Linked DNA regions of Homo sapiens: region 1 is linked to region 2. The links are chromatin loops, found by intact Hi-C in ENCODE. Cell type or tissue: ascending aorta. All regions are shown on one strand. Each heading gives the region's core, and the rest is flanking DNA. Links, peaks and the distances in the headings are about the cores only.

Region 1 (14,173 bases), core at 6,174-14,173, 51 kb after region 2:
TTTCATCATCACCTCCTCTGTGAAGCCCTCCATCATTTCCCAAAGTGGACTCCCCACTACACCCATCACGAATCTTTGCTGTGTTTCCTTCAGAGCACTAATTCCAATCTACTCACTTCCTTACACTTGTTTGTATGTTGTCCATTCCCGTGAGGTCCAGAACTATGTCTGCTTAACCCACTACTGCATCCTGGCACCCAGCTCAGTGCATGGCATTTAGTAGGTGCTCAATATATTTTGTTGAGTGAATGAACAGGGCAAGTGTGAGGGACAAAAGGCATCTCTGGGGAACAGGGGAGTGGGTGAGATCTTGGCTTTCACACAGGTTTCTGAGGTCCCAGCCCTAGGATTGGGACCTGTGACTGTCAAGCCAAGCAGTTCAGGTCAATGGAAACCTGGCTGCCTCTGTCTCTCCACTTGGATGGTACCCCAACTCACCTGGGGAAGTGGGGTTGCTGAGGCTGGGACTAAGACTTCAGTTTCTTCTAAGGAGGGGGCAGTGACAATGGGAAAGATGAGAGAGAGGCTGTTGGGCTTCAATCAGTCTCCGATTCCAAAAGACAATATTAATCAGTTATGAGTGATCAGCATCATTTGACTGAGGCCAGGATAGGAAATGACTACAAGACGTTCTTTTTTTTTCCTTTTCTCTTTGCATTTTCATGAGGAGGGTTTTAAATATCATCATTTTCATTAGGATGGTTACGCATCATCCTTCCGTGGAAGGCTCAGCCTCCAATTCCTTTGAATAAAGCTGCTCCACAGGTTAATGGCCCATTGGGGTGGCTGAGGTCTCAGGACTGGGGAGATGTTCACGTGGATGAGACTGTGGGAGCAAGGTTTAGATCTTGGTCCAACCCTGTCAACTTTCAGATGGGGAAACTGAGGCCCATGAAGGATATGAATCCTCCCCTCCCCCCACATTGCAGGTCCTCTCCCTTGGCCCATTGCCACAGCCACCAACCTGCTGTCTCACCTTCAGCCTTTCTGTACTGCTCCAGCTATCTTCTAAAACCATTGCCATATTTACCTTCTCAAGGCACATGCCCTGCTCAAGAGCATTCTGTGGCTCCCTACTGACATGGAATTGCCATTTCATTTTATGCCATTTCTTTTTTCTTTTTTTTGAGACAGAATCTTGCTATGTCACCCACGCTGGAGTACAGTGGTGCGATCTCGGCTCACTGCAAGCTCCGCCTCCCAGGTTCACGCCATTCTGCTGCCTCAGCTTCCCCAGCAGCTGGGACTACAAGCGCACGCTGTCATGCCCGGCTAATTTTTTTGTATTTTTAGTAGAGACGGGGTTTCACCGTGTTAGCCAGGATGGTCTCGATCTCCTGACCTCGTGATCCGCCCGCCTCGGCCTCCCCAAGTGCTGGGATTACAGGCGTGAGCCACCGTGTCCGGCCTTTTATGCCATTTCTTTGTTGTAAAATCCAGCTCCATTTCTATGGCAATCAGAGCCTTCTTGAGAACTGGCCTCAACCATCTATTGAAGCCATTCTCCTGCTACTTTGCCTAGATAAGGCAAGTTAAGAGCCAGGGCTTGGGAGTCTCAGAGCTGGGATTGCATTTCCATAAGAAGCTGTATAGCTTCGGACAAGTTAATTTGGATCATTTCTCGGAGCCTGGGCTGCTTCTGCTGTAACAGGATAATAATAGGATTGCATCTCAGAAGAGATGCCTGTAAAGCACCGCCCTGCCGCTGGCACACAGTAGGTGCTTAGGGCATCGGTGCCTGTGACCACCTCTACCAGTCCTCAGCAGGTGCACTGGAGCACACACCTCACACTCCCAGCCTCTCTAGTCTGGTCCCTCGGCCTGCATTGCCCTCCCTTCCCTCTCCTGCATCTTCACCAGCTCAAATGCTGCTCCTTCTCCGAGGCTGTCTCCTGTAGGAAGCCCTCCCTGATTCCTCCTCCCAAGCACTGTATCAGGCCCTTGTTTTCATGACACTTACCACTGCCTGTCTACTTTCATTGTCTTGTTTATCCCTGCCACTGACCATCTGTAGTCCCTCAAGGACCAGTCCTAATCAGTCCCATCCTCACCCTGTCTTGCACATAGTAAGAGCTCGTGATAAAGCAAATAACTGTGGCATTGGCTAAATCTTTACTGTGTGCCAGGCACTGTGCCAATAACTTTGCATGGGTGATCTCACTTAAGTCTCATGATAGCCCTGAGTGGTGTAAGGATCTAGTATACTCATTTTATAGATCAGGATAATGAGGCTCAGAGAGGGTAAGGTGGCCTGCCCAAGCTCATACAGCTAGGACATGGCAGCACAGTGTTTACACCCAGTCTACAGCCCAGCAATCGTCTGTGAAATAAAGACACACTCACGAAGGGGAGCCTGAGACCCCCCCTTCCCCATGGGCATCCCAGCCAGGTTGGGGGGAAAGGAGGCCAGGCAGGGGATGTACTGTAAGAGGCTGGGGGAGGAGGGGGCCCAGCAGGGGCCTGGCTGTTTAGAACCGATTCTCCAGGCAGAAGCTACATTTGACACCTCATCGCTCAGATATAGCTGGGAAAGGGAATGACCCAGTTAGAAGGTGGCAGAAGGCTTTTTTTTGGTTGGGTGTTTTCTCCCTGCTGCTTTGGCAGATATTGCTGCTCAGAGCTTGGGGAATCATTGTGAAGGTCCAAAATGGTTTGTTAGCAGCAGGGTCTGGTGTGTCCATAGGAAGTTATCTTAATGGGCCGGCCTCTCAGGTTTTTGTGTTGGAGCTCCTGGGATATGGAAACAACATTCACATCTGGAGTCAAGGCCGTCACCATGTTAGCATGCCAGACCCTCCCCATGCCACGCTCACCCCTCAGGCTTGTGGGGGCACCCCACATGGATCCCCCCCATCAACAGAAAGAGGGAGCAAGCTAGGCTCCACACCCTCCCATGGCTTCCTTTTGTTCTTGAAACCAAATCCATATCCCTCTCCTACAGAATCTGCTGGCCTCTCCAGCCCCATCTTGTGCCTCTCTCATTCATTCATTCATTCAAGCAGGCAAGCAGTAATATTCTCTGAGTGAGTGTCTTCTGTCCTGAACTTGCTCCTAGGCATTGGAGATGATGGCCTGAACAAGGCAGACGGGTCCACCTGCATGCAGAGAGCTGCCCTCTCTGCCCTCACTCTGCTCCTCCCTGCCTGGGGGCCTTTGTACCTACTGCTCACTCTCCCTGGAATGTCTTTCCCTGTTCATGACATGGAAGCCTCCTTCTCAACCTCAGGTCTTGGCTTAAATGTGGCCTGTTCCTGGAGACCTCCCCCAGCTAAGTAAAGTAGCGTTCTTCCCCTCACCTCACCAGTCGGTTTAGCTCATTGCTCACTTTCCTTCCTGCTGCTAATCCCAGTTTGTCATTATTTCATTTGTTTGTTTTTAATCTACCTCCCCTGCCATGAAGGAGATAATGAACTATTTATCAAATAAGTACTAAGCAGTTATTATGGTAATCATAATGCGAACCAGCATCTATTGGGTGCTCAGTGTGTTCAGCATTTTTTCAAATGCAAGATTTCTGTCCCCGGAACAGCACATTTCTTCTCCATCAAATGAGTGGCTGGACTAAGCTTTAGGAGCAATGGAGATGGACAGAAGGCTGTGCTTTGGAGGCTGAGCCACCAGCTGCTGGAGTGGACTTGGGGAGCAAGGGAGACAGGACTGAGAGGTGCCACCTTGGCTTTTGATCTGAATGGCTGGAGGATGGAGGTGCTGTTTATTGAGTTAAAGAAGCAGAGGAAGTAGCAGGTTTGTTTTATGTATTCACCAAGGATTCATCAAGTACTCACTGTGTGTGTCAGGCACGTGATAGGTGCTGGTGAGCTAAATGGCATGGCCCTACCCTCAAAGAGCATTCAGGGAGCCAAGGCCTAAGGGGAGGGTCTTCACCAAGGTCACACAGCCAGCTAGGGGTAGGAAGGGGCTGGAGGCAGAGCCCCTCACTGCAGCCCCACCTCGAACGTGAGACTTCGGGAGCCACACCTACAGTGGAGTAGCAAGGGCTTCACTCTCAGACTAGTCTAGTGGAAGATGGCCAGGGGGGCAGTGGCCTGGAAACTCCACCAGGAAACAGTTCAGAGAGGCCTCAAGTTCTTCGGCCTCAGAGAAGACCTGAAGGGATGCAGTTGCTGTTTGTAAATCTTAAATGGCTGTCTTGGGCTCAGGGTGCCCCTGTGGAAAAACTCAGGAAGGATATAAATGGGTGGCAGATGCAAGAACTGGCTGCTTTGCAGCTAGTAGGCGTGTGCTGCAGTGTGGGCGTCCGGACCCTGGTAGGAGTTTGATCTAGCAGCGTTTGTCCAGTAGGACTTTCCGCCAGGATGGAAATGCTCTGTATCTGTGCTGTCCAGTAGGCAGCCACCAGCTGCACATGGCTGTTGAACACTTGAAATACAGCTAGTGTGACTGAGAAACAGAATTTTATATTTTATTTAATTAATGTGGCTAGTTGCTGTCATATTGGACAGTGCAGAAAAATCTCTCTCAAGAGTTCCCAGAATGGAAATCCATTCTGCATAAGCTCCTTGTTCTTGCATTGAGGAATCTCTCCTGCCTTTTTTTTTTTTTTCCTGAGATGGAGTTTTGCTCTTGTCGCCCAGGCTGGACTGCAATGGCGCAATCTCGGCTCACTGCAACGTCCGCCTCCTGGATTCAAGCGATTCTCCTGCCTCAGCCTCCAGAGTAGCTGGGATTACAGGCACACGCCACCACGCCCAGCTAATTATTGTATTTTTAGTAGAGACAGAGTTTCATCATGTTGGTCAGGCTGGTCTCGAACTCCTGACCTCAGGTGATCCACCCACCTCAGCCTCCCAAAGTGCTGGGATTACAGGCATGAGCCACCTCGCCTGGCCTCTCTCCTGCCTCTTTCAGCTTCTTTGTCTCTGTAGTATCATCATCATCATCATAGTTTTTATTAATAAGTACTTTGTTAAGTAGGTTATTACTTTGGTCTCCATAACTACCATATAAAGAAAGTATTCATGTCTTCATTTTAAAGATAAATAAACTGAAACTCAAAGAGGTCCAGCAACTTGCCTGGGGACATACCACTGGCACATGGCCAGACTGGGGGAGAGCCACCGGTCTCTGTCTGACTCTAAAGTCCCTTCCTCTTTGTTACCTCCCAAAGCTGGGTCAGATTGTGGACCTTGATGAAGAAGATAGGGCAGCAGATGATGCAAAGGTGGCCCTGGAGGAGGAGGGTGCAGAGATGATGAAGAACTCTAACTAGGAAGGAGGGTGACAGTGGGGAGGAGAATCTGGCTAAGGCTGTAGGACTCCCAAAATGGCTGGCCTGGCCATTGTCCCCCTTTCCCCGCTCCCATGCCAGCTTCATCCCTGCTCAGGGCTTGAGTGAGGAACCATGATATTAGCAGCCGGGGACTGCCAGATCAGCCAAGACAAGGACCCAACTGTGGGTCAGGCAGAAAGCCTGATGTCCCAGGAAGGGTATCCATCCATTGTAGAGCTGGTGAGGTTAGGGCACAGTGGAGAGCCCTCCCCCTGGTGGTACAGATGGGGAAACAGGCCCAAATAAGGGATCACATGTCCAGCTGGTGGGCCGGCCAGATCTCCCCACTCCCAGGTCAGTGTGTTCTTGGCCCTATGGCTCCCCATTAGGCGACATTCCTCTCTCTCACGAGGGACTCCACCAACATGCTCACTTCTGCAAATAGCTGTTTTCTCCTTTTTGTCTCCATAGCTTTTTACCCTTTCCAGACTGCTCTCACAGCCATTCTGTTCCCCAGGCAGGGGAAGGAAAGCCCAGGGAAATTCAGTCACTTGTCAAGTCCTTCAACTAAGATGACCAGGCTGGACCACAGTCCAGGTCTCTGCCACCAGGCAAGGTCTAGAAGCTCGCCCCAAACACCCAGCCTTTCCCAAACCTCAGTAGAGTGTGACGCTGCTACAATTTAGGCCCCTCACCAGAAGTGCCACCACCTCTGAGCTGGCCCACAGCCTGCCACCCTTGCAGCGCTCCTACAAGTATTATCTGGGGTGAGATCAGTCCTCCTGAGCCCCTCTTTCCCACCCTTTCCTTTGCCTATTGGCCTTGCAGTCATCCACAGCAAGTGACCTATAAGCTCTCTGGACTTGCTTCCTTATCTTGGAAAAGGGGGCTCTTTGCAGTAGCATTCTATGGCTACCCTATTCCCACCTCCCCTGAGCCCCCTCCTGCCAAAAGCCCTATGCCCTTCGTTTGTCATTCCTAGGCTGGCATCACAGACACGGGTGAGCTCCCCATCGCCTGTTGCTGCATGCAGTGTGGGTCTCTGAGGGACTTGGCTGGAGGGCGTGTGGGGCAGGTGCTCCCTGTGGGGGTTGCCTGGGGTGGCAGGCAGCAAGGTGGCAGGGGGGGCCAGGAGGTCTGATCTTTAAGGGAAGGCTCAAAGCTGCACAAAGGGCTCAAAACTGCAGAGTCTCGAGGGCACTTGGACTGGTGCACAGGCTAAACCAATGCCCAGAGGAGAGGAGGAACTAATTCTAGGCCACACAGATGGCATGGAACTGGGACCAGGACCCACTGACTTTAGCTGGTGGTTTAGAATCCACAGGGGCCTCGTTAAAGATGACAGAGAAATTAGGATGTGGTAGATCTGGAGTGGGGCCTGGGAATCTGCATTTTCAGCAAGCCCTTGTGTGTACAGACGTGCATGCCTGTTTGCATGTGTGTGTTGGGGTTAGGATCTTGAAGCACAGCCAGCTGGGGCTGGACCACCCAGGGAGGAGTCACAAAGGTTTTCAGAGCTGGATTTGTGGTCCAGGCCTTGGGGGGCCAAAGCTGGTCATCCACCAGGGCCACACACCCGGCAGGAAGAGGGCAAAGGAAGTGCTGACCTAGGGGCCATTTGATTGTGCTGGAGCAGAGGCCACACTCTGTCCTTGCCTGGCCCAGGCTGGATGGGGAGCCCCCACTGCAGGCCACTGTGGCTCCTGTCCCCATCCTCCCCCCGGGCAGGCCCAGTGTCTAGACTCTCAGACTGAAATTGGTCTTAGAATTCTTTCAGCTACAATAACAAACACAATCAGAGAATCAACAAACATTGGGAGGTTCACGTTTCCAAGTTGGAAGGGACCTTATAAGTAAACGGTCATTTCTAGCAGACCGCCCATTGCACAGATCCATTCCCTGGCATTCCTGCCAGATGGTCATCCCACAACTGTTGGAAATGAGTAAGATCTGCCCTTCCCCATGCACCTCCTGCATGCTAGACATTGTCCATCTATCTCAAGTGAGCCCCTGTATGCCGCAGGGTTGGAGAGAACTACAAGAAACCTTGTACCATTTGATTGATAGGTTCTACTGCTGTTTCTGAGGCCAGATAGACCTGGTTTTGAATCCCACCTGCCTGATGCGTGGTCCTCTCTGACCCTGAGTTTTCTCATCTGTAAAATAGAGTGATAGTTGCCCAACTCCACGGGTCATTGAGAGATGTATACAAAGGGCCCAGCACATGGATGTGTTGGCTATTATTAGAATATTAATTTTCCCCATTTTACAAATACAGAAAATGAGGCTCAGAGAGGTGGGGAGACTGTCCTAGGTTACCCAGCCAGTGAGCAGCTGCACTCCACAACCCCAGAGGTTTAGTTTTAATGACATCCAGGAGCTCTGGGCTGGAACTCCTGACTGCCCCGAGACACCTCTGGAGTCACAGAGTGTACCTCTGTTGGGCTCCACAGCCCCTCTCCAGAGCCCAGAGAAGGGTGACAAGGTCTGTGGGCCAGGTCTTCACCGGCAGCCTTGCCAGGACAGAGAGGAGTAATTATGGAGCTAAAGCCCAACCAACCACACGTTAGGGTCACCTGGAAAACTATTCAAGTACCAAATTTTGAGACCCATTCTAGCGCCACTAAATTTGAATTTCTGGGGCCAGAATCTGCACTGTGAAAAAGCTTCCCAGGCAGTTCCAAGGCTGCTGGTCAGGCACTGGGAGCCATTGGCCTGTACCGTGCATGCATTAGGGGACGGGAGTTTGCTACCTCTCATGGTGGCCTAATCCACATGGATGGGACATTCTGCGCATCCCAAAACTGGAGAGAGAAAGCCTCCCATTTCGGTGAGTTACCCAAGGCTCTTCCCCTCTGTGCTCACCCCTGAAGAGCTGAGGGGGCTCCCCATTCTCCCTCCCACCCATTCACACTGGCATCTGGCCCAGAGGATTACTTATTAGGTGGCTGGGAGTGGCCCGCCCCTCAGCAGACACCTGTTATAGGAGCCTGGACTTCCCCCTTAGCTCCAGCGTCCCAGGGGCCTGTAAATAATTCATCCCCAGCCCTCTCCCCACCCCACTGCTCTCACACACCTCCCTGCCCGCTCCTTCCCAGGCTCCAGAGGTATCTTGGGGCAGTTGGGAGTTCCAGCCCAGAGCTGGGACTGGAGCCCAGGGCTCCTGGGGCTGTCATTAAAAATACAAATTAACACATACACTTGATAAAGATTTAAAAAACCCAAAGTCTCCCTCCTACCTGTGGCTTTCCAACCTCCAGTGCCCTCTCCAGAGGCAGCCCCTATTACTGGCTTCTTGTATATTCTTTCAGAAAGAACTATGTTTGGGTATGTGTGTGTCTCCCCCATTTTTATACACAAATGGTAACATACTATTTACACTATTCTGTCTTGCTTTTTTTTTCACACGTCTTAGAAATTGTTCCATACTGGGATATATGGGGTTTTGAAATTTCTTTTTAATGACTGCATAATGCTCCTCTCCACGAATGCACCATCCCTTCTCTCACCAGCTCCCTGCTTGTACACGTGTACATTGTTTTTTGTCTTGTGTTATCAGAAACAGATGGAGCTTTGGGCAGCTCTTGGTCGGATCAGTTACTGGAAGTGGGATTCTTCGGTCAAAGGGTATGTGCCTGTTAAATGAGGCTAGATATCGCCAAGTTGGGCGCTAAGGAGGATGTTTCAGTTCTCACTCCTGGAACAGCATATGGGATTCCCTGGTTTCTGAGCCACACGGTGTGATAGCAAACATTTTGTTCTTTGGCAGAGCCATTTTCTTGCACGAAAATTGTGTGTTTCAAGCAGCTCCACCAGAGAGAAGTTGGCCAATGGGTTCCTGAGCCCACCAGCTCCTCTCCAGAGCCCAGAGAGGAGTGACAAGGCCTGTGGGCCAGGTCTTCACTGGCAGCCTTGCCAGGAGAGAGAGGAGTAATTGTGCAGCTAAACCCTATCTCCATCTGGTCTCACTCCTGACCCCCTCCCTTGTGGAAGAGCTGGGCCTGAGGTCAGAAACCTGAGTCCTGGTTCATACCATGACCAGTCAGGACAGCCCTCTGCAAGTGCCCTTTCTGAGCCCATTTCCCCCCACCTATGAAATGGCTCTCATGGGTCTGGGCTTGCTCGTCAGAAGAGGCAGGAGTGGGTGCTAGGACTCTAAGGAAAAAGCACCTTCAGGACCACTGCCTGTCATCCCTAGGCGAAGGTCTGGGTGGGCAGGGAGCCTCATGCCCTACCTCAGGCCTGTCCTCCTGGGGGTGGCTGTGAGTCCTCTGGGCATTTTAAGGGCCCCCAGCCTGGGGCTCTCAGTAGCCTTCCCTCACCATGGTCTGGGCTCTCCTTTCCCAGAAGTAGCAATGGAGGGGTGGTCTGCTATTTAAGCTTCTGTTACCAACACTTTGGGGGCTCCATGGCAGGCTCAGTGGGCCCTAAATTTGGCAGCATGCGGAATTGTACCCTGGAGAGGCAGCAAGAGCTCTAGGGCATGGGGCATGGCCTTGGGCAGGCCCGTGCCTGCCTGGGCCTCAGTGACCCTGACTACACAGGGAGGTAGGACTGGAAGGGCTCACCAGGCCTCTTCTTTGGCCCTCCAGCTGCCATGCAACCATTGTGAACCCCGATCTCTTCCTCAGTAAAGTGCGAGGAGACTAAACTCTCACAACCGCTTCCAGCTTTAGCCCAGTGAACCCAATGGGTCTGTGGATTCAGAGCCATGTTGGCCTCCAGTGCTGGTGGCATTAGGCAGAACTGTTTTTGAGCCGGCGTTGCATTTTCTAGGCCAAGGAGGGGCCCAATCTGGAGCCAAGGCCTGGGCAGCCACTCCCTTATCCCTTTCCTGGGGCCAAACCTGGCTGAAGTCCGAGGCTATCCCGTGCTATGCTGGGCAGCGGACTGAGGTCAGTGGACATGGAAGCGTCCAGTGTGGTTCCTCTGCTCTGGCAGGAAACCCAGGGAAAAGCTGCCCAGGAACATCTGCTGCCTCCCATTCTCCACAAAGCCATTTGGCTCACGGAGAGCCCAGTGGCTGTCCTGCCAAGCTGCGTGGGCTTGGTGGAGGGGGACAGGCGTCAGAATGGGGGCGGGTGAGTGGTTAGTACAGGGGTGCTGAGGGACAGGCAGGGCCAGGGCTGAAACCCAAGAAGATGAAGGCTGGGCTGTGGTGGGGACACTTGCGAGAGGCGGGAGGGGTTGATGGTCTTTCAGAGACCCGCCATGCCCTGGTGGGAGCGTGTGCGGGTCTGGAAGTGCTTGCGTGCGCCTCCTATTTATAGCCACGTGCTCAGCTTCTTATAAAGGAAACTGGTGCTTAGCCAGGCCCCACACAAGCCCAGGCCAAGCATGACTCTTAGTATTCTCTCCAGACAGACCTCTGATCCCAGTCCCAAAGAAAGTCCTGACATTAACCTCAGCTGGTCCTCAAATCCAGCTCTGGGCCCCAGGCTGAGCCTCATAAAGAAGCCAAGGCACCGCCCTCTCTCCTGGGTTACGGCAGCTCTCCCTGCACTTCCCCTTCCTCTTGCAAATCTGTTCTCCATGCAGTAGCCAGAGTAATATTAAAACCTACATCAGACTTCATGTCTCCTCTGCTCAGAATCCTGCAATGGCTCCTGTCCCAGACAGAGGAAAACCCAGAGTCCCTCCCCTTGTCTCCTGTCCCGTCCCCCTTCTCACTGCACCTCAGCTCCACCAGCTTCCTCACAGCTCCTCACTGTCAGACAGCAGGCAGACAGCAGGCATGCCCCACCTCGGGGCCTTTGCACTTGCTGTTCCCTCTGCCTAGAAGCCTCTCCCCAGATGTCTGCATGACTCTTTTTTTTGTTTATTTTTCTTGAGACGGAGTCTCACTCGATCACCCAGGCTAGAATGCAGTGGTGTAATCCTGGCTCACCACAACCTCCACCTCCCAGGTTCAAGCAATTCTCCTGTTTTCCCGCCTCAGCCTCCTGGGTAGCTGGGATTACAGATGTATGCCACCACGCCCGGCTAATTTTTGTATTTTTTAGTAGAGATGAGGTTTCACCATGTTGGCCAGGCTGGTCTTGAACCCCTGACCTCACGTGATCCACCTCCCTCAGCCTCCCATAAAGTGCTGGGATTACAGGTGTGAGCCACCGCGCCTGGCCCTACATGACTCTTTCCTGTACCTCCTTTACACCTTTGCTGAAATTCCCCTTTTCAGCAAGGCCTTCACGGCCCATTCTATTTAAAATCACAGACCACCTCCTCCCTAAATTCCCAGTCCTCCTTCCCTGCCTCCTTTTCTTCTGAAACACTTATCAACTAGTGTATCAAATATTTTATGTTTATTTTTCTTTTCATCATCTCCCTCCCCTAGAAGCTAAGCATCACGAGGGCAGGGGTTTTATTTTGCTCAGTGCTGTAGCCCAGAGCTTGGCTCACAGCAGGAGCTCAGTGAGGATCTGTGGGATGAGCTGCATCTCTCCTGCCCGGTGCCTGGACACAGGGGGATGTGTGGACGGCTTGGGCAGACCAGCCTCCGGCCTCTGGTGCAGGCCCAGCTCAGGGCTTGGTATCGTGAGCCAGAGCCTTTGAGGTAACTGGCAGGTCCTAGGGGTCCAGCAGCAGCCCCAGTCCTCCCTGTCTGATGTTGAGGCCATCCCCAGGCATTCGGCAAGAACTAGGGAGCCCACACCTGGGACAGTTCCAGATTCTTTCTGCTTCCACCTCTACCTGTGGTGGCTCTTCCCTTCTCTCTTCTCTTGCACAGGAGGAAGGAGCAGCTGCCATCTCATTAGTCTTGATCACCCTTGCCTGCCCGATATCCCCTCCGTGTCTCCAGCATTCAAACCTATCTGATATCTGACCACAGAGTGGAGAGTTTGTTAAAAATGCAGATTCCACCCCCAGGCTTTCTGACTAACTGGTCAGGGATGCCCAGAACCTGTGTTCTTCACAAGCTCCTGGAGAATGGCTGCTGTGCAGCCACATCTGGAAGCTGCTGGTTTAAAGTTGTTGGAGCTGGCCTTCAGAATAGGGCTCTGGGTCAGGAGACCTGGGCTGAAGCTGCAGCTCCGTCAGCAGCCTGCTGTGTAACCCTGAGCTGGTTGTTTTGCCTACCTCACTGCCTCCCTGATGGGCATGGGAGGAGTACTTGCCTCCCAGACTGTGAGTCTGTGGGTCTGAGTCTGGGAAATGACTGTTTCCCTTGAACCTGGAGTGTATGTCTCTCCCCACCTCAGGGTCCTACTTCAGGGAGCCTGGATTGTCTTCCTCCTGGGGGTCCTGCCTGGGCCTTTTTTGTAGCCTCCTCCTCTCAACTCACCTTCCTTCCCGGCTCCTTCTGCTTCTCAGGTAAGACTCGGACCAAGGACAAGTACCGCGTGGTCTACACCGACCACCAACGCCTGGAGCTGGAGAAGGAGTTTCATTACAGCCGTTACATCACAATCCGGCGGAAATCAGAGCTGGCTGCCAATCTGGGGCTCACTGAACGGCAGGTGTGTCTGTCTTCCTATCTCAGCCATAGGAGCAGTGCGAGGACTCTGGTCTCCAGGCTGCCAGGCAGAGTACAGAGCTCAGTAGAAGGAAAACAGAGAGGTTGAGTCTCCAGGCCATTGTCACACAGCACAGCAGAAACTGAGGTGCTACCAGCACCCTCCCTTAACAAAACCCAGTATCCTTGCCCCCAAAGGCAGGGGTAAGGGGATCTGATTAGCCACAGGCTACAGCAGGCTATTATTAGTGCTGTAGGAGGTGCACGTGCTATTTACATTAGGGGAGCAGTCACAGGGATAACAAGGAAGGCTTCCTGGAAGAAGTGTGGCCTGGGAAGATGGAGAGGGGGAAGGTTACAAAGAAGGGCATCTCCAGGGTAGGGGTGCAATGTCTAGAGGGGGAGAATGAATTCAGGGTCCATGTGGTCTGGGAGGCTGGAGAGGAGATAAGCCACAAAGCCACATGGAGAAATAGGGGCTCACTGTCCTCGTCTCTCCTTCTTGCACTCTCTCTTTCACTCTCTCCCTGCTGCCCACTCCATCTCTGTCCTCCAACCCCACAGGTGAAGATCTGGTTCCAAAACCGGCGGGCAAAGGAGCGCAAAGTGAACAAGAAGAAACAGCAGCAGCAACAGCCCCCACAGCCGCCGATGGCCCACGACATCACGGCCACCCCAGCCGGGCCATCCCTGGGGGGCCTGTGTCCCAGCAACACCAGCCTCCTGGCCACCTCCTCTCCAATGCCTGTGAAAGAGGAGTTTCTGCCATAGCCCCATGCCCAGCCTGTGCGCCGGGGGACCTGGGGACTCGGGTGCTGGGAGTGTGGCTCCTGTGGGCCCAGGAGGTCTGGTCCGAGTCTCAGCCCTGACCTTCTGGGACATGGTGGACAGTCACCTATCCACCCTCTGCATCCCCTTGGCCCATCTGTGCAGTAAGCCTGTTGGATAAAGACCTTCCAGCTCCTGTGTTCTAGACCTCTGGGGGATAAGGGAGTCCAGGGTGGATGATCTCAATCTCCCGTGGGCATCTCAAGCCCCAAATGGTTGGGGGAGGGGCCTAGACAAGGCTCCAGGCCCCACCTCCTCCTCCATACGTTCAGAGGTGCAGCTGGAGGCTGCTGTGGGGACCACACTGATCCTGGAGAAAAGGGATGGAGCTGAAAAAGATGGAATGCTTGCAGAGCATGACCTGAGGAGGGAGGAACGTGGTCAACTCACACCTGCCTCTTCCTGCAGCCTCACTTCTACCTGCCCCCATCATAAGGGCACTGAGCCCTTCCCAGGCTGGATACTAAGCACAAAGCCCATAGCACTGGGCTCTGATGGCTGCTCCACTGGGTTACAGAATCACAGCCCTCATGATCATTCTCAGTGAGGGCTCTGGATTGAGAGGGAGGCCCTGGGAGGAGAGAAGGGGGCAGAGTCTTCCCTACCAGGTTTCTACACCCCCGCCAGGCTGCCCATCAGGGCCCAGGGAGCCCCCAGAGGAC
Region 2 (14,893 bases), core at 1,279-9,278:
GACCCAGACTCGGGAGCAGTGCCTGCTGCAGTGTGATGGCCCCTCTAGTGCCTGCAAATCAGCATCAGGCCACCCTGGGAGAGGCTAAGTGTGTGGGGAGGGGCAGGGAGAGGTGAAGGCCCAGATGTGGAGGGCTCCAAGGACTACTCACATTTAAGCATCTTGACGGCCACTTTCATCGTGGCCTGAGAATGGCTCAGGCCATGAGCCGTGGCCTCCACCACCTGCCCAAAGGCCCCAGAGCCGAGGGTGCGTCCTGGTGCAGAGATGATCCATTAGCTCCTGGCCTACCAGGAAGCTGCACCGCTCCCCCAGCTGCCCCCCTCCCCCCACTCCCCTACCCCCGGCCGCTATCACCCTTCCTGCCCAGTGAGGGGAAAGAGCCACTCTCTTAGGTCAACCTAGACATTACTTAAACCACCTTGGACTCAGGATATTCCCTAAACACACTCCTGCAACCACAATACCTCCCTGTCTTTCCTGGTATCTCATCTAAGTCCTGCCTGCTTTCTGCCCCATCTTTAATCTCTGGAAAGTTTCTTCCCTCCCAAGGGAGCACGCTTCTCTGTACCTCCTCAGCTTCCCCAGCCAGACCAGGCCTGCTACTCAGCCTGTCCTCAATCCTTCCACTTTTGCCACATAGGGATCCCGTCTCACAGGGTCACAGGATCATAGAACCTCAATGCTAGGCAGTTCCTGGGGGATGGTCTTGCTCTCATTGTACATAGTAGGAGATGGAGGGCCAGAGAAGGCAAGACACCAGCCCTAGGTCTCATAGCTAGTCATGGCAAGGCTGGGACCAGACCTCAGAGAGTCTTCCCACCCAACTTGAGTCCCCACACTGCCACATGAGGCCTCTCAGGACTGACCCAGCACAAGCTGGTCCCGCGGCAGCTCCCACGTGGAGTCATAGGGCAGCTGCATGGGGTCCACGTAGATGTACTCATGGCCGTCAGAGCTCACAGACTCAATCACCTTCCATCGGATCTCGTAACGTGGCTTCTGGAGGACCAACCCCAGGAATTAGTTATCAGAGGGAGTCTCAGGCCCTGAGCCCCATTAGGTTCGTCCGTCTAGGACACATGGGGCAGGAGACCCTGAGGCCCAGAGAGGGGCAGGGGCATATTTGAAGTCACACAGCAAGTGCTCAACTGAGCCAAGGTCTTCGTGGGCTCGGAGGGAACAGGGACCAAGGGGCCCCAGAGGAGGCTTCAGGACTTGGCAGACTGAGGAGCAACTGGCAGCTGAGGGCCTGGCTCATGAGAACCTCCTCTCTAGCTTCTCTCCCAGCCTTCGCTGCTCCTCAGATGGAAGTAGTAGAGCAGGTGACCCCAGAAAGTGACACCAGGTAGGGTACTCGGCTGGATGCGGATGGCCCTCCCCAGTGCTGGGCAAGTCAGAAAGATGTAAGCTTAGAATGTTGACATCTTAAGGTGTTGGAACCACAGGACTGGAATTTTAGAAAGATGGGATCATGAGGTGCTGTAATCCTGATTCAGGAAGCTTAAAATGTTGGAATCACAGAATGGTAAAATCTCAAAGCAGAACACTGAAATTACAGACTAATAGGATCAGAATGCATTTCAGTAGAATCACAGGTTCTCCATGGGTGAGACCTGGAAGAATCCTGGAGCCCATGCAGTCCACCTCAAAGGTCCCATGCTCCATGGCTAGGATGAGAGGAATGGTGTCTCAGCAGGACCCGGGGACTTAATGACACAGTAGGGGAAGGGAATCCTGGATAGCTCGGGCCAGGCTCAGGTTGGCCCAGACTGCTGGGGGTGGAGGAAGCTGAGACAGCCAGCGTCACAAGTCCCCACCTGAGTTCCATGCTGAGCCCTGCATGTGGCCAGATCACGCAGCATTCAAGGAGGGCAGAGGGGTGGAATTTATGCAAAATAATGATGTGCCAGTCTTCACCCACTGGGCCAGGGAGGGGCTTACCTTCTGCCAAAGCATGATGAGGATGATAAGGGAGATGATGGTGAGCACCACCAGGGCCAGGATGGCTGAGATCACCACCACCTTAAAGGGCAAGGCTGGAGGCAGAGATGAGAGCAGGCCATGAGCAAACTGGGCAGCTACCCTCCCCTCACCCCATCTTTGGCATCATAGATCCCTCCGTACACATCCTGTCCAGAATAGAAGCGCCCACCTCCCCATCAGCCTGCAGTGTCAGACCCTCAGCATCTCGCTCTAGGCCACACGTTCAGACTGTCCTGTAAATACTCCATCCCCTCAGTAACTACCCCCACTCAGATCACTGCTGGCCTCCACGTCCCTTCAGCCCTGCCAGTCAGTCTGGCCTTGCTGCCAGAGCTCTGGACGGGGTGCAAATCCTGTTCTGAGTTCCTGTCCATTGCCTGGACCTCCCATTAGCCCTGGAGCCCCTGAGGGCTGGGTTGTGGCTTACCTCTCCTCTGAGTCCACACCCTTGCTGGGGCTGCCACAGCTCGGTCAGACTCCAAGCTCCATGCCTGACCGAGTGGCCGGTGGACTGAGTGAGTGGCCACTGAGGGAGCAATGGCTGAGACCCCCAGCCTGATGAATCCAGACCTCAGCACGGAGGCCACTTCTCCCCACTTCACCCAAAGGGCCCAGTTGGGGTTGGAGTGGTGACGGTAGTTAACAAAGTGGGGCTCACACTGGCCCTTACAAGCCTCGAGTCTCCTCCACCCTCAAGGCCTCAGCCTCTTCGCTGTACAGCTTCCCACTCTCCTCATCCAGCCCCGCCAGACCTGCCTCTCCCCTGCCCTGCCCTGCTGGCCACCCATGAGGTCCTATGGAACTCATTCCCTCCTCTTCTGTCCCCAATCTATGCTTCTTTGCTCCCTAGGGAGTCCTGTCCCACCTCCTCCTCCCCATCCATTGCTATAACCTCAGTCCCTAAAACCACACCTGGCACATGGTAGGTAGCTGGTACTATTTGTTGAATTACTAAGTGAATGCCATTGTTATGCTTAAAATCTTTGGATGGAGGCTGGGTGCAGTGGCTCATGCCTGTAATCCCAGCACTTTGGGAGGCCAAGGTGGGCGGATCACGAGGTCAGGAGTTCAAGACCGGCCTGGCCAATATGGTGAAATCCCATTTCTACTAAAAATACAAAAAATAGCTGGGCGTGGTGGTGGACTGCTGTCATCCCAGCTATTTGGGAGGCTGAGGCAGGAGAATTGTTTGAACCCGGGAGGCAGAGCTTGCAGTGAGCCGAGATCACACCACTGCACTCCAGCCTGGGCAACAGAGCCAGACTCCATCTTAAAAAAAAAAAAAAAAAAAAAAAAAACTTTGGATGCTTCCCCATGTTATCAGTAAAGGAAAAAGGCCAAACTCCTAAAATGGCACATAAGGCAGAGGCTTCATGACTCTACCTCTGCTTCCCTCTCCAACTTCGTCTCTCACCCCTTATCCATTCTCCCTTACCCTTACCTATCCTCGCCATGCCTTCCTCCTCAGGGTCCCAGACCAACATCCCTCTTCTCCTCCCTCCTCCCGCTCATCACACATCTCGGTCCTGGGAAGGAAGCCTGCATCTTCTAGGCAGCCATCGCTGGAGGCATGAAGGAGCCCTCTTGCAGCCATCCTAGGCCCTGTGTGCTGGTGCTCAGCTTCCCGCTCAGGCTTTAGTCACACAAAAGTGTCACATCTGCCTTGGCTCAGAGCTGGTCTTCCACTCAGGCTGTCCACACTGTCTGCCCAGATACCCACTTGCTCAGAGAATGTGTATGCATGTGTGGGAGCATGGGTGAAATGAGGGGATGAAAGAAGCCCACCCATCCACCACAGGGCAGGGGACAGGAGGCAGCTCTAGACAGGCACGTGCCTGAACATGCCCAGGGACCTGCATACACAGAGACCAAGATGCCTCACATGGCCTTTGGAGCCCTGCCTGCTCTAGATCTGCCGACCCCTGTAGCTCCATCCCATAGCACTTCCTTCCCCTTTATCTGCCACCCTTCCAGCCCCTAAGTATCCACACACTCGATCCTCCAGCCAGATTGAGTTGAACTCTTTTCATTTCTAGGAACTCATTTTGCCTCTGGGCTTTTACACAGGCCATTCCCTCTGAGTGGGACACCATTCCTTACCAGGCTAACTTCTAGTCATTTTTCAGGTTTTCACCTAAAGGTTCCTTTTCTAGAATACTTTCCTGAATCCCATAGCTGGGCATGGGACCCCTTCTCCCTCCAGGCTTTGCCCCTAATGTGGTGATCCCGGAGGGAATTGCCAAGTTCCTTGTCTGCCTTCTCTCTCTGGACTATGGGTACTAGGAGGTCCAGGCAGGGCTGAGCCCTTTGACCTTTATACTTCAATGAGAAGTTGGGTCCTCATATTTATCGAATGAAGAAGAAAGGTGAATAAATGAAGCACACTCATACAGGTGCATGTATGCATAAGGACGGGCAGCTAGATACACAAAAGCATCAAGACACTGGTAGGCATTGTTCATACGCACAGAAATTACACGTGTATGTGTACCTGCTAACAGATGTACATTGTACAGCAGGCACATGTGTACGGGAATTATGCTTGTACACTTTTCTAGAAAGGTGTGCTCCAATTATATGCTTACAGACATGCACTATGCCAGTTTGCATGCATGCAAAGGAATTGTACATGCATTGCTTGTACACATGTACAGGAATTGTGTACCCACCGGTACATGCATACAGACATACACTGTGGGGTTTAAACAGATGTCTGGGAATTAGGCATGCTCATGTACATGGCTTACAAACACGTGGTGGGTTTACATACATGGACAGGCATAGTGCACAGGTGTATGCTTATACACATACACTCTAGCTTTACAGGAGTGACTGGAGATTGGGCATTCTTCAGTAGACGATTTACATATCTACACACAGAGGATTTGCACCTATGTTCAAGGAACAGGCATGCTCATGTACATGGCTTACGACATACATATAGTATATGTACACCACACTGAAGGATATTCATATCCATGGCTTACAGACTTGTGTTTGTACACGTGTGTACCCATATTGTGTTTGCCAGAATGTGTTCCTATGCATGTACACAACAGGGTTTCACAATGCTCCTGTTTGCCCCTGGGCATGCTAACTCCTTTGGCCTGCTGTGGGTACATGGGCACATTACCAATTAGGCAGGATTAAGGTAGGGATTGGGATCGTCAGGGGCCACTGAGGCTGGGGACTCACAGTGTGGCACCACGATGACCTCCTGCGTGTCCTGGCCCACAGCGTTGCGCAGCGTGCAGCGCACCGACAGTGGCCGATCCACGTGCTGCAGACGCAGTGTGCTCACCACCTCAAACTCCTGCTCCTCCTCCCAGTACGTCACGTTAGTCTCCAGCTGGCTCTCCTCTTCGGAACTGTTCCCCAGCAGCGTGGGCGGCAGCTCACGTGGACACCTGCCAGGAGAGCCGGTAGGGTTGGCTGCCAGCCCCTTCCCCTTGCAGACAGGGAAACTGAGGAGAAACTGGTGGAAGGAGGCAGGACGTGTCCAGTTCCTATGTCCCACTGCCTGTTTCCGAGCGGGCTCCTCCTGTGCTCCCTCTACTGGTCAGCAGGGGGTGCTCCCATCCCAGAACTGACAACGTGGATTGCAAAATCCATTCTTATTTGACCCACGGGGTCACACGGCGTATGGGGTAGAGGCAGAACCTGCACTGAATCCTGCCTCTGTCCACTGCATTAGAATCGACCTGGCCAGGAGTGCAGAACTGATCTACAGGGCGGGTGAGGTCTCTGGGGCTCAGACCCTGCACTTTGCTAGGCCAAACTGCCCAGGGGTAAAGGTAAGGAAAAGGGACCATTTAGGTCATACAGAGTAGGACCAAGGAGGTGGTGACCTGGCCTCCTAGGATGCAACTCTATGCCCGGAACAATATGCCAAGAAGAACGGGCGGGACTAGATAACCTTCACGAGCTTTTTCTAGCCAGCTGGGGACACTGGGAGACTGAGGCCCAGGTCTGCTCACCTTTTGAGGTCTCTGCAGGCAGACCAGATGATGTTCGGCTGGGGCATGCCCCGGCCACGACAGCGGACTGTCTGTTCCCCACTGTCAGGGTGGCTCTCACTTAGCTCCAGCACTCGGACAGGGACTGCATGGAGAGAGCACTGAGTTAGGAGGCGGGAGGGTCAGGACAGTTAACAGGACAGGTCCTCAGGGGAGGACCTGGCCCAGAGACTCTCTTGGGGGAGGAGGGCTGTAGACTGCAGGTGAACATTAAATACCAGGAATCAGTGTGAAAACCGATGGGTTCCCTTCTGGGTACTTCAAAGGGAACGCCTCAGCAGGGTGCTAGTCTGTCTTTAACACCTCTCTGAGACTTGCTAATCTTCCCTTTTAACAAAGGGAGGCTAGGCCTCAAGCTCAGAACCCTGGGCCACCAAGCTCATGAAGCCAGCATTTAATAGCATTGTTTGGTCTTCTCTGAGTTTATTTTAGTGGTTGCTTTATATTTATGACATGTGATGCCGATTTTCCACCTACAATAGAGAGGTTACATTTTGTCTTTCAAAATAAATTTGTTTTTAGAAAGTCAATTAACAAAACATTAAGTCATTATCATGTCATTTCTCTGCTCAAAACCCTGCCATGGCTCTTCATTTCGGTCATAGTAAAAGCCAAAGTCTGCACCAGGCCCACAAAGACCTATGCGATTTGCCCTTCTCCCAGCCCCCACTGCCCTATCCCCGTTCTGACTTCATCTCCCACCACTCTCCCCAACAGCCCTGTTCCAACCACACAAGCCTTTCAGTGATTGCTCTGGCCTTTGCACTGCCCGAGGTACCCTTTCCCCAAATATCCACTAAGCTAATGTCCTCACCTTCTTCAGGTCTTCATGCAAATGTCACTTCCTCAGCCCTGATCACTGTATCAAAAATGCAACTCACACCATCACTCTGTGCCCAGCACTCTCAACCTTCCCTACCCGGCCCCTGTTTTTCCTCTCCCGCAGTGTTAGTTACCTTCTAACCTATGTAATTTGCTGGGGTTTTCCTCCCTACTGTTAGTGTTTGTCTTCCCCTACTTGGATGCAAGCTGCACAAAGGCAGGGAGGGAAGTTCAAGAACCTTGAAGAGACAGGCATATGGTAGTTGCTCAATAAATACCTATCGAGTTAATAGTACAGTATAAGTGGAATGTGAGAAGGGAAAATCATGGCCTTGGTACCTAAGTGCCTGAAGTTTTGGAAACACCAATCTAGCCAGATGGCCTCCTTATACAGCTGGGGAAACTGAGGCCCAGAGGCCAGGTTCACACGGCAGTGGGTCAGTGGCCTAGAATCCATCTCCTGAGTTCCAGGCTCCCTCTCCCACTCCTCCCATGGGTGGGTGGACAGTGCAGGAAGGGAGAGGGAACGGGGGCAGGGAGGGGAAGGAGCAGGGACATGGCGAGGGGCGTGCTCATCACCATTGATCTGTAGCTGGAAGGAGAGCTGGACCTCAGCATCCTCATGGAAGGCCCGCATGGTGTAGTGGCCAGCCTCTGCCACCTTCACGCGAACCAGTGTCAGCTCTGACACATACCTGGGGAGCAGGAAAGGCAGCTGTCAGAGTCGGAAGGACTCTTACAGTTCTCCCCACCCTCCTGGTATAAAGAGGAACAAGGCCCAGGGAGGGGAAGGGCTTGCCAAGGTCATCTCGGCATTGGTAGCAGAGCCGGGACTCAAACCAGGTCTCGTAAATCCTCACCCACAGGCAGTTCCCCTAGGCCAAGAGGGAGGGTTGAGATGAACTGTGGGTGGGGGTGGGGAGCATTGAAGGAAAGTCCTATTTCTCTCCCCTTCAGAAAGGTGGACACTGCTCCATCCTAACCTACCACAGTCTCTGTCAGCCAGCAAATCTCCAGCCTCAGGGATACCACAGGCCATGAGTGGCCTGCCTGGCACCCTCTTCCCCAGTCATCTGCCCGTTTACTTCTTGGCTGCTACTGCTGGCCCCACCCATCACAAGGACAACTAAACATCTGGGTGATCATCTGACCGGCGACTGTTTCCTCCACTAGACTAGAAACTCTAGGAGGGATGAACTGTCAGCTCTGGTCGCTGCAGCATCCCCAGCACCTGGCACCTAATATGCTCTCAGAAAGCTGGGCCTAGGTTTGTGGCTGAAAGCCGAGGGCTGCCTGGCGGCTGCAAAGAAAAATAACTTCAAGAATGGGATGGGAGAGCGAGCTGCTCACCGGGTCTCCGACACGTTGCGCGTGGACAGGGCGATTTCGCCAGCGCTGGAGTCGCCCAGGGTGCGGTTGTCTTTGAACCACAGGACAGTGGGCGGTGGGTAGGCCTCGAACACTACCTGCAGTGTCCGGCTCCGATGCAGCTCAGCAAATTGTAGTGTGCCCACCTCTCCCAGGAGCCGCACGTAGCCGCTCTCTGCAAGGGGTGACCGTCAGGGGCGGGGCCCTGGGGGCAGGGCACCAACTGAATCCCAAAGGAGGCCAGCCTGTGGGGTGGGGCTTCAGGCCTGGGGACCGTGCCAGCCATGGAGTTTCCGGAGCTGAGGTTGAAATTGGGCTGGGGACAGGGCCTGGAGAAGGGGCCGAATTTGGGGCTAATATGGATGCTGGGGCCAGCTCCCAGGTTGGGAACAGAGTTGTACTAACAGTTCTCTGTTCTGGGTCAGTACTGTGGCTGATGCTGGGACTAGTGATAAGGTTGAATTTGGGGATGGGGCTTCCCGGACCTGGGATGGCAGTTGGGCTTGGAAGTCAGGTTGGGGCTGGGGCTCTGGCTAGTCAGAAAGTCTAGGTTGAGATAGGGTTGGATTTGGGGCTGACACTACATTTTGGTTTGGGGTTTATCCTGGAATTGGGGTTTTGGTTGGCACAGAGGCTAGCTAGGGCTGCACTGGAGTGTGGCTGACTATACCCCGGGGCTGTGACAGGCACTGGGTCCAGCTCAGCCCTGATCACTGTATCAAAAATGCAACTCTCACCATCACTCTGCACCCAGCAAAGTGGGTGAGGGTGGGGAGCGTTGAAGGAATTGGGGATTGGGCTGAGCCCAAGGCACACACCAACCACGGTGATGTTGATGGCCTTTTCATCCTGATGGTCATTCACACTCTCCGTCACATTGCAGGTGTAGGTCCCCGAGTCTTCTAACTCGGCACTGGGGATGTGCAGGATGGAGCGGATGTGGTAAGGCATATCCAAGAGGAAGTCAGTCACCGGCTCCACCAGCCGCCCACTCTGCAGCAACAGGTTGGGCAGGCCCCCCAAATCAGGAGGGGCCGGGGAGAAATCAGCCTGCAAGCCAGATATCCACCCGTTCCTGGCCCCTCCTCCGACCCCTGCCTGGCCCCACATTACTTCTTTGCGGGGGTATGTCCACTCGAAGTTGACCACCTCATTCCCGATCACAATGCACATGAGGGTGATGTTCTCACCCTGGCGGACCACAGTCTGCACTGCGTTCACAGAGACGTTGATGGATGACACTGGTAGAGAGAGATTGGCTTAGGTCTGGGGAAGTCACCACCAGCCACTAGCACTTCAGCTTGGGGATAGGGTAGGGGGCTAGAGAGGGAAAGGATGACTGATGTAGAAGATTCATTCATTCAACAAATATTTACTGAATACCTACTACATGCCAAGTACTATTCTGGACACTGGAGCAACAGTAGTGAACAAAGTGGACAAAATCTCTGTTCTTATGGAGCTGACGTTCTAGAAGGGATAACAGTCTGGAAATCAAAGTACCCTCTGGAGATCTATGTACAGGAGAAATGTATTGAGCACATAACATGTGCCAGGTACTCTCCATCTTTTATTTAATCTTCACAATTGATCCTATGAGGTAGGCAGCCATTGTTATCCCCACGTTACAAGAGGGGAAGCAGGCTCAGAGAGATTATGTGCTTTGTGTAAAGTCACTCAGACAGGAAATAGCAAAGCTGGGATTTCGACCCAGCTGGCTCTGAAGCTTGTGCCCTCACCGACCATGTTGCACAGGCCAGCTCTGCCACTATCGAATTCTGCGACAGGGGACAAGCTCCATCCTCTCTCTGCGCCTGAGTTTCCCTCTTCTGTAACATGGGGAAAACACTATCTTCCTTCGAAGGCTGTGGTGAGAATCCACTGGGAAGTGGAGTCCCACACTTTGTAAACTGTAAAGGGCTATTCCTCTGTGGAGGGTTATACTTGCCTCTGCTGAGCATCAGGCCAGAAAGGGGGCTCACCCTGGAGTCTGTAGACATAGTAGGCATCAGAATCCACCTCCCTGTCCCCAATGGTGGTTTTGCAGATGTAGCTTCTGTCCTCAAAGATACCAGAAAAGCCACGTTGGTGATCATAGGGGACAGGCAGTGCAACGTCCCCTTTCTTCTCGTGCAGTGTCACCACCAGCTGTGGGTCTGTTACTCGGCATGGAATGGTGATCTCAGTTATTTCCGTGAGAAAGATGAATAGTTCCTCGGCATCATTAGGGAGGAAGCCCACGGTGGGATCTGCCAGGAGTGGAGCCGTGAATAAATCAGGGGAACTGGGTTTCTGGCCATCCCCTGAATTGCTGTGTGGCAAGTCATTTGCCATCTCTGGCCCTCTGTCTCCCCGTTACAGAATAGGGATGCTCCCAGAAGAGCATAAATCAAATGTTAGAGCTGGTCCCTTCCAGCTCTAATGTTTGATATTGACAGTGCCAGGGTAAGAAAGAAGGCAAGTCACAAGTTGAAATGCAGCTGATATCTGGAGCTTGGAGAATGGGGAAGAAGGGATGTGGGGTCAAGAGGGAGCAGATTGGAAGCAGCTGAGAATATAGAGTTCTTGGGAGGCAGGAATAGGGTGACTGGCAGGGAGCAGGCAGATCACCCAGACCAAGGAGTGGGTGCGAACACACTCCCCGACTGAGCCAGGCTGGTTCCATGATTGTCTGCTTTTCTAGGATGGCTGCATTTCACAATAAACTAAAGCACTCTCTGGACTTCCCCTGATGCCTCCAGTTGACAAGAGGGGTAAGGAGTGGGCACACAGGCTGGGAGCCCTTACCTGGCACAAAGATGTAGAGCCGTTTCCGCTCATCGGTCTCCAGTCCACGGGAGTCATTGTGGGTGCAAAAGTATTCTCCCGTGTCTAGCCCAGTGAGGTTGGTCAGTGTGAGCACGCTGGAGAAGGTGCCATCCTGGGCCTTGGCCATTTCCTGTGGGGGCTCCTGGGACATCCGTTCCCACACCACCGGAGCTGAACCCGAGCAGGTCAGAACGAAGGTGCTGGAGACATTGAGGACAAGCTCTGGCCCCGGGGGTGTGACGACCAGGCCCTGAGAGATCTGTGGTTCCAGAAGTAACAGGAGAGACAGCAACAGCAGCTCGCCTTTGGGAGAGGAGGTATCAGACATCAGGAAACAGGGGCTTCAGCACCTCTCCCAAGGCTGAGCCTGCGAGGAGGCCACGTATGCACAGCCCTCAGGTCCTTGAGGAGCACAGCTCCTTTATCCGACAGACTGGGGCTCTCCAGCCATGGCTCTGAGGACCGCTCGCCCAGCTCCAAGGCCCCAGGGATTCCTCTGGACTGCCTCTGTCAGTCCCGTTAGACCCCAGCCTCTGAGTCCTTCAGCAGTGCCATGTGTAGGCAGTAGGCACCAGAAGGGGCCAGGAAATCCTCGGGAAGCAATTCCCTGGCCTCCAGTTCCTGCATTGCTTCCCAGGTCACTTTCTGAGCCTCTTCCCTACAGCTCTCTGCCCCCTCCCCCGACTGCCCAGGTTCTGCCCAAGGCCCAGAGGTGGCTCTGGGTGGGAGAGAGATGGGAGGGAGGGGCTTAGGTAGCTCAGAGGGGGGCCAGAAAAGATGCTGAGGCCCTTTTGGGCTGGAGGGAACTGGGGTTGGGGGTGTGTGTGTGTCAAGTGATTGGTCCCCCTCCACGACATCCCCTGGAGAAGGATTTTTCAGGCCACGCCCTCCATGCCCCCTGGTGATACAGATCAGGAGGGGAGGTGGGCGGTCAGGCAGCCAGTCCATCTTATGGCCAGCTGCCGGGCAGGCTGCTGGCTGGTCATTAATTGCTGGGTCAGTCGCTCAGCCCCTGCAGAGCTGAAGACATGTTAACGGGCAGGAGTGAGGGGTGGGGTGTGCTGAGAAGCCCAGCAGGGACCTGGAAGCTCCCAGCCAATGAGGGGTCCAAGCCGAGTGCCACAGATCCACCAGACCGAGGATAGGAGGCCAGGGGTGTGGGCCAGAAGGTGGGATGGGGTCTGGAGGGCCAATCAAAGGATTTGAGCTGATGGTTCTGGACAAGCAGGGGCCCACTGACGCTTTCTGAGCTGAAGGGCTGGCAGCTGGAGGCCTCCACAGAGCCCACTGGAAATCCTGAAAACTAAAGCTGAAGGGCAGGGCAGTGTGCCTGGTGCTTCACGCCCTGCCACCAGCACACATCACCCCTGCCAGCTCCAGGGTTCCACTCCGCAGCCCCCCGGGTCCCCTACCTTATCTCCCATCTACCCACCTTTGAGGGCCAGAGCTGGCATCGCACCCGGAAGCCGCATGGTGTCCTGCAGAGTTAAACAGGAGTCAGGGCCCAGGGCAGGTGGAGGCAGCGACAGGGGCTATCTCACCACCTGGCTCCTGCAGAATGAGCCCCAGCTTGGGCCACCCAGCCTTCATGTCCGAGGGGCTGAAGTCAAAAGCCACCACGTCCCAAGCCTGAAAGGGCACTCATGACCACAGGCTGTCTCCTCTCCATCCCGGACTTAGCCTTGGGGTCCTGGCCTTTGCTTTGGCTCTGCTTGTGACTCTCACGTGGCCTCGGCTGCGTCCCCAGACTCTCTCTGTGCCTTAGTTTCCCTGTCTGTACAGTGAGGGAGGGGAAGTTGGGCTGGATGGTATCCAGTAGCCTACCAGCTCTGACAGCCTGTCCTCCGGGTGACAGTTCCAATACCAGGCTCTTATCTGCCAGGACAAATATTTGGGAAAGTGTGATGAAAGGGATGGGAGGAGGAGGGGGGAGGCCAGAACCCAGAGAACTCCCGCAGCTCCACAAGCACAACAGGAAATGGAGGAGGCTGTGGGCTGTGGGAAGGGAAGCCGGGGAGCCGGGGCTGTGGAATGTGGGAGGTGGGCCTGGACACCTTTACTCAGCCCAGAGCATACAGGGAGGCCCAGGGGACAGCGGCTAGGGGCTGGGCCCAGGAGAGGTCCCATCGAGCAGCCAGGCCTCACAGGTCCTTGGAGACCAGTGAAGCCAGGCTCCCCCCACCCCCACCCCCAGGGTGCAGATGGGGAAACTGAGGCTCTGAGAAGGTGAGAAGTTTACCCAAGATTCCACAGCAGAGCCTGTCTGAGAGGGAGACAGAGAGAAAGAGACCTGGAATGATAGAAGTAGAAAGAGACAAAGACACAGAGACAGAGAGGAGGTGCCCAGAGAGACAGCACCAGAGGCACTAAGAGACAGAAGCAAGGACAAAGACAGAGACAGAAGCAAGGACAAAGACAGAGACAGAAGCAAGGACAAAGACAGAGACAGAAGCAAGGACAAAGACAGAGACAGACTGAATGGGGTGGCCCTTGCTCTCCTCTATCTTGGAAGACACACCTCAGGTCCCAAGAGACCACCAGGAGCCAAGTATGCCAAGAGTCTGCCTGCAGCATTGGCAGGAAGGACGCCAGAGGACAGGGGTCGCAGAGCATGAGCTTTGGGAGGTGACGGCATGATGAGGCAACAAGGAGCCTCCTCTGGCTGTGGGGCTGCCCAGCCTGGCCTGCCTCTGAAGGCCATGCCCAGCTTGCCCCTACCTCCCCATCTCACCCCTTTTAGTTTTCAGTTTAGGTCTGCAGACCGGGTTCAGGCCCCAGCATGCCACCTCTTGTGCCATCGCTCTCCCTGTGGCCTAAGTCCCCAGCTCTGGAAGTGGATGATGGTGAGTACCTCACCTACCAGGGCTGCATTCACATGTCAGGGGTGGGACATAGGCAAGGCTCCTCCCGCCTATGGACCCCCAATCTTAGCTCTTCCCAACACCCCAAGAAACAGTCTGAGCAAATCAGCTCTTCTCCTCCCTCCTCCCTTTCAGACTGCCTGCCTGAAGGTCTCCTCGTTTCTTCCTCTCCCCTCTCTGAACTGCTCCTGACTCAAAGCCCAGCCCTTCTGACGCCCCCTCCAGCCTCTGCTCCCCACCATTCCTCTGCCCCAGCCCCTCCAGCTGGATGCCAGGCCTCCTTGGTCAGGAGGGAGCAGCGCCAAGGCGGAGCCAGCAGCCCCCACAGAGGCCCATCTGCCCCTCCGTCGGTGCCCCTCTGGCTGCCCCCTTCCTGCTAGAGATCTCAGCCAAAGAAAATCATTAGCAGAGGCTGGGGGAGGGGGTCACTTCAGCTTCCCTGCCCCTCCTCTCCCAGTCTCCCTGGCTGGCCACACTGTTTATTATTCTAAAGGAGGAATTTGGCCGGCTGGCCAGGAGAAGGGAGGTCACTGCAGCGGGGCTGGCCTGGCTCTGGAAGGCTGGGCTGGCTATGTGGGCTGGGCCTTCATGGCATGCAGCCCCCGACCCTCCTCCCATGTGGCACTCCATCCTCTCCCCTTCAGGCTCTCTTCTGCTGGGCCTGGGGCTGGGGGTGGCTTAGAGACTCTGAGCTAGGAGGTATGCTTTTTGAATGGGCAGCAGAGGCCCAGAGAAGGACAGAAGCATGCCCCAGTCACACAGCAAAAAGGCAGATTCAAGCTGTGGGGAGAGGACAGGCAGGCAGTGTGGATGCCGTAGGGAGGTTGTAGGCACCCCAGGGATCTCGGACTGGCTTTACTATGAATAGAGCAATCAGCTCCCCTCATAAGCACCCTGGGACCCACTGTGAGACTGAGCGAGTCTCCAGCCTCTCTGAACTCTGCGTCCCCATCCATATAGAGAGGTTGGCAGGTGTCATCTCAAAGAGCTGTCCCTATGGTGAAGCTCTGCCTTTCTGACAGGCCAAAGAGA

The links. Hi-C counts contacts between places; a loop is a spot of excess contacts. Peaks named below come from ENCODE experiments on the same cell type or tissue, not always from the same donor. Only the 100,000 strongest peaks of a DNase experiment are listed, where the experiment ranks them.
Region 1: a loop joins it to region 2, with 4 times the contacts of the local background. A loop is called at or near these places in 13 of 110 quality-filtered maps.

What each region holds. Positions count from the first base shown.
Region 1 is chr5:150,170,227-150,184,399 of GRCh38, forward strand. It overlaps CDX1 (caudal type homeobox 1), which reads left to right. Exons shown (of 3, transcript NM_001804.3): 2 at 12,542-12,687; 3 at 13,248-14,173. The coding sequence ends at 13,454. Among named protein-coding and RNA genes, the nearest start is that of CDX1, 11 kb to the left of the region's middle. In ascending aorta, for the core only: no CTCF peak of the experiment used is centred there; DNase peaks (open chromatin) are centred at 6,974, 10,185 and 10,495; H3K4me3 peaks cover 843 bases; H3K27ac peaks cover 6,599 bases.
Region 2 is chr5:150,124,576-150,139,468 of GRCh38, forward strand. PDGFRB (platelet derived growth factor receptor beta) reads right to left here. Exons shown (of 23, transcript NM_002609.4): 2 at 12,433-12,478; 3 at 10,980-11,303; 4 at 10,175-10,441; 5 at 9,306-9,433; 6 at 9,011-9,185; 7 at 8,175-8,367; 8 at 7,404-7,519; 9 at 5,964-6,087; 10 at 5,182-5,393; 11 at 1,945-2,039; 12 at 870-1,002; 13 at 152-256. The coding sequence starts at 12,472. Among named protein-coding and RNA genes, the nearest start is that of PDGFRB, 24 kb to the right of the region's middle. RefSeq lists enhancers at 3,215-3,716, 5,353-5,963, 7,636-7,805, 10,971-11,482, 11,483-11,992 and 2 more. In ascending aorta, for the core only: a CTCF peak has its summit at 5,553; DNase peaks (open chromatin) are centred at 5,546, 7,956 and 8,439; H3K27ac peaks cover 6,163 bases.